Regions from separate parts of the Homo sapiens genome. Here region 1 is linked to region 2. Evidence: chromatin loops called from intact Hi-C (ENCODE). Cell type or tissue: thyroid gland. All regions are shown on one strand.

Region 1 (2,500 bases), 370 kb before region 2:
AGTCCGTTTTCACACTGCTGATAAAGACATACTTGAGACTGGGCAACTTACAAAAGAAAGAGGTTTAATGGACTCACAGTTCCACATGGCTGGGGAGGCCTCATAATCACGGTGGAAGGTGAAAGACACTTCTCACATGGCAGTGGACAAGAGAAGAGAACTTGTGCGGGAAACTCCCCTTTATAAAACCATCAGATCTCGTGAGACTTATTCACTATCACGAGAACAGCACTAGAAAGACCCACCCCCATGATTCAATTACCTCCTACCTGGTCCCTCCCATGACACATGGGAATTGTGGGGGCTATAATTCAGGAAGAGATTTGGGTGGGGACACAGCAAAAACCATATGGTCATGGTATTAGAAGGTGGGGCTTTAGGAGGTGATTAGGTCATGAATGTGGAGCCTTCTTGAATGGGATTAGCACCCTTATAAAAGGGACCCAGAGAACTCCCTCACCCCTTCTATCATGTGACAATGAAGTGAGAAGGCACCACCTATGAACCAGGAAGTGGGTCTTCACCAGACGTTAGATTAGCCAGTACATTTACCTTGGACTTCCCAGCCTGCAGAACAGTGAGAAATACATCTCTGTTGTTTACAAGCTGCCCCCTCTATGTGTTTTGTTATAGCAGCATATATGGACTTAGACTAGCCTTGTTATAATGAGACAATGGTGAGAACCTCTTTTGGAGAGGAAGGTGTGGAAGGCCTGTCTGAGGAGACGACATTTAAGCAGAGATCTGGAAGATACACAGTGAGAATTCCAGGGAAAGAGAGGAGGGAATCATTTGTGCAAAGGACCTGAGGCAAGAGGAAAGACCTGAGGCAGTTCCAGGAAGTGCCAGGAGGCCGATGGTGCTAGAAGGAAGAGGAGCATGGTGAGAGTGAGGTCAGAGATGAGCCAGTAGGGCAGGCATGTGGCCACCAAAGAATGTGAACTCATTCTAAACTCGTTGGGACGTGAACTGGTGACGTGCCTGGAGCTAAGATGGCTCTGGCCCTGTGTGGAGAATGGGTTGAAGGAACACAGACGCAGCAGCAGAACCGGTGAGTTTTGCCTCAGGGAAATTCACATTCAAGGGGACAATCATCTCAGTCTGAAGGGTACCCGGGAGTTTGACAGGTGAAGAGACCTCTTTCAGGCAGAGGGAACAAAATAAGCCACAGTAAGTATGCTTGGACCTGCATAGAAGTAGAAGGAAGATGAGGGGTGACTGAAAGGAAGAGCAGTCAAAGATGAGGCGGGGAAGCAAGCCGACTGGGTGTCAGGAGCAGGCTCAGGGACTTGGGCTTGGCCGGTGAGCAGTCAAGGTGCACAGAGCTGTTCCTGGGTAGCGCCTCTCATGGTGCCGCTGACTCCACCGGGGTGACCGCTGTGCCCGGGGCTGCTGGTCAGGATGCAAAAGCACTTTAGAGTGAAGGTCACCTCAGGCAACAGGCAAAACAGACGGGGCTGAAGTGAGCGCCTTTCGCCACTTGAGCCCTGAAGTGTCCCAGTGCCCTGCACAGTTGCTAGGAGACACCCATGCAAGCAGGGGCTCAGGAGGGGGTACAGGAGGCACCAGGCTCAGGCCTCCCTCAGGCTCCAGTACTTCCTTCTCTGCAAAGCCTCTTTGCCAGCCTCAGGCCTCCCTCAGGCTCCAGTACTTCCTTCTCTGCAAAGCCTCTTTGCCAGCCTCAGGCCTCCAGGGCCTTCTCTGAGCAACTGTTGCTCAGAGAGAATTCAGTTTTGCTCTTATTACCAGCCACCCGGCATGCGGATCTTGCTAGTCACCACTGTCCTCAGATACTGGGCTCAGGCTGGGCCTACACTGGGACGTGGAGCCTGCCCTGCCCAGCCCCACCCCAGCCATCTGTTGGCCTCAGATGATTTGTGTGATGGTGACAGTCAGCCCCAGGGAGTCTTGTCCAGGGCCAGGGGAAATGCAGGGCACCACAGGTTCTGCTCCAGGACAGGCCTGTGCTGAGGGTCTGGGCAGAGGTAGAAGCAACTGCTTTCTAGAAGGCATAAGCGCTCAGCTCAGTATGACCCATAAAGCTGGGATGAGGAACAGCCTCTCATATCTAAGCCAGACACAGCACTGCTCCAGGCCAGTGCCTCAAGGAAGGATGGCCATTGGGCCCCTCCAAGAGGCAGTTTTGAGGAGCCCTGGGTGGGGATCCCCACTCTTCACATACAATAGCATTCATTTGGAGGGCACCAGATACAGGAACAGTGGTGGAGATTTCATGAACAAGCGGCGTCAACAAGGGGCTGCAGGAGAGAGGTGTGTGAACACATATGAACCACCTGCTGGAAGCTCCCAGAATCATATGGGCGGGGCAGTGGGGGAGGGGAGGACTCAGTGGGATGCCATAGGTCCTGGGTCAGTCAACAGGAGCAAGGGTGCTACAGCTATTACCATCACTGTGAGACCTTGGACGAGCTAAGTAAAATGTGCTCCTCTAGAGTTCAGGGACCCCTCACCTTGTACCGACGGCAATGTCACCTCTAAG
Region 2 (2,500 bases):
GTATGTTATGTGTGTGCTTGTGTGTTATGTGTATGAGTATGTGTGTATGTGTGTTATATGTGTATGTGTGTGTTGTGTGTATGTGTGTGTAGGTTATGTATGTGCTATGGTTGCATGTTATATGTTATGTGTGTGCATATGTGTTATGTGTGTATGAGTATGTGTGTTGTGTGTGTTGTATGTGTGTGTTGTGTGTGTGCATATGTGTTGTGTGTGTTGTGTTTGTGTGTTATGTGTGTGTGTATGGTGTGCGTTATGTGCATGTCTGTTACGTGTGGTGTGTATGTATGTTATGTGTGTGCTATGTGTGTATGTGTATGTTATGTGTGTGCTTGTGTGTTATGTGTGTATGAGTATGTGCATATGTGTGTCATATGTGTATGTGTGTGTTGTGTGTATGTGTGTTGTGTGTGTTCATGCATGTTGTGTTTGTTGTGTTTGTGTGTGCTATGTGTGCGTGTATGTGTGTGTTGTATGTATGTGTGTTATGTGCATGTGTGTTATGTGTGATGTATGTGTGTGTTTTCTAATGGTAGAAATATATTCCAGACACACTGTCCTGGTGTTCCCAAGCACATATTTATGCCAAGTTTATAAAAAGCAGCTGCAGACAGGACTGACTGAAGGCTCACTCTGCTGTCTGGCTTCCAGAAGGTGCATCGGTTCTCACTCTGTCACCAGGACTTGGATTTACCTTTTAAAACCCTCTAACTTTCTGCATCGTGCACCTGAAGGAGACACACCTGTGGCTCAGAGTGAACCAGAACAATGTCCACCTCTTCCCTTCTAAGCTTTCATAGTACACTTTTTATTTGAAACGTGCTTGAATGACGTGTGTTGTGATCATTTTTAGTCCATCAAAGTCCTCAAACAGATACAAAAAGGAAAGTGTTCCAAGGCTCATTTCACAAATATCTGGGTGTCTCAGAGAGGCAGAGTGACTCAAGCACAATCAGCGGTTTTCTGAATCCTTTAGAACATAGGGCAGAGGCCTCTGTGGGTCAGTTGAGGCCAAACTGTCTCTTCATCCACTGGCTCTGGTTTCAGTAAGATGCCCTTTTCCATCAGCCTAAGCCTCTCAGTCCTTCCCCACATACTCCCTGTGGTCTCTCCCACCCCGACCAGTGAGAAGCTCCAGCCTCTACTTTACCTGCCTTTGGTTCGTCCCCCACCCCAACACCCTGAGAAATCCGAGTGGCTGTCATCTCCTGTGCCCAAATCCACACACTCATCTGCCAGTTTTCTCACTGACCTGGGATAGGGACTCCACTTACTTCCCTCCTCCACCATGGGCTTAATAAAGACAATAATAACCTGCTTTGTAGCTCTCCTGGGGGTGACTAATTGGTTAATCTTGGGAAGGCCCTTTGAAGATGAGAAGCCGGTATTACTCACGGGGTTGAAGGCATGCACCTGCCCCAGTCTGGGCCTGAGTCAGCAGAGAATGGCCTCCCACCTGCAAGCAGGCTGGGAGAGCTGGCCGGGGCCTCTGCTCAAGGTCAAGGTTGGCCAACAGAGGGGTGTGGAGCACACACCTGGCACCTGTGGGAGGAAACCAAGAGGCCTTGGCGGCCTGCGCTGGGTGAGCCTTTCCAACTCTGGGAACTGTGCCCCATCAGCATTTGCAAGGTGTAATAAGCCTTCCAGTAACTCTGCCAAGAGGGCAGCACATGTCAGGAATAGCAATCGAGACAGTATTTCCTGGTAATTGTTTGGGGAAAATGCTTTTCTCATAGCAAAGCCCTCCCATTTTCTCCTTCCTCTGGAGGAAGGGGAGCCAGGGGAGGTAAGTAGGGCATAGAGCTGTGGGGCCTGAGATTTAGGATGCAAGCTGTGGGCAGCGGGGCTCTCTTCTTAAACAGCTCATGGGTATCCTCAGCCTGTCTCCTACTCATCTCTCCAAGGAAAAGGAAGTGGCAGCAAGAACTGGGAACCACCTAAATAAATTAAAAATAGAACTACCACATGATCCAGCAATCTTCCTTTTGGTTATATACCCAAAAGAGAGAAAATCACCACCTAGGAGAGGTAGCTGCACTCCCGTGTTCACAACAGGCAAGATAGGGAAGCAACCTAGATGTCCATTATGGACAAATGAGTAAAGAAAATGTGTGCACTCAACAGGAATGGGGAAAGAAAGAATGAAGAAAGAGAGAAAGGAAGGAAAGAGAAGGGAAGGGAGGCAGGCAGGCAGGAAAAGAAAGAGAGAGAAAAAGAGAAAGAAAGAAGAAAGAAAGAAAGAAAGAAAAAGAAAGAAAGAAAAGAAAGAAAGAAAGAGGCTGGGTGCGGTGGCTTATGCCTGTAATCCCAGCACTTTGGGAGGCCGAGGTGGGCGGATCACCTGAGGTTGGGAGTTCGAGACCAGCCTGACCAATATGGAGAAACCCTGTCTCTACTAAAAATACAAAATTAGCCAGACATGGTGGTGCATGCCTGTAATTCCAGCTACTCAGGAAGGCTGAGGCAGGAGAATCGCTTGAACCCGGGAGGCGGAAGTTGC

What was found. Hi-C counts contacts between places; a loop is a spot of excess contacts. Peaks named below come from ENCODE experiments on the same cell type or tissue, not always from the same donor. Only the 100,000 strongest peaks of a DNase experiment are listed, where the experiment ranks them.
Region 1: a loop joins it to region 2, with 3 times the contacts of the local background. A loop is called at or near these places in 84 of 110 quality-filtered maps.

The regions. Positions count from the first base shown.
Region 1 is chr1:234,708,269-234,710,768 of GRCh38, forward strand. It overlaps LOC124904556 (a long non-coding RNA gene), which reads left to right and starts at 1,089. Exons shown (of 2, transcript XR_007066953.1): 1 at 1,089-1,170. RefSeq lists enhancers at 1,149-1,649, 1,650-2,150. In thyroid gland, no CTCF peak of the experiment used is centred here; DNase peaks (open chromatin) are centred at 929, 1,443 and 2,317; H3K27ac peaks cover 2,500 bases.
Region 2 is chr1:235,078,246-235,080,745 of GRCh38, forward strand. No RefSeq gene overlaps it. Among named protein-coding and RNA genes, the nearest start is that of LINC01348, 9.7 kb to the left of the region's middle. In thyroid gland, a CTCF peak has its summit at 1,513; a DNase peak (open chromatin) is centred at 1,566; H3K27ac peaks cover 2,500 bases.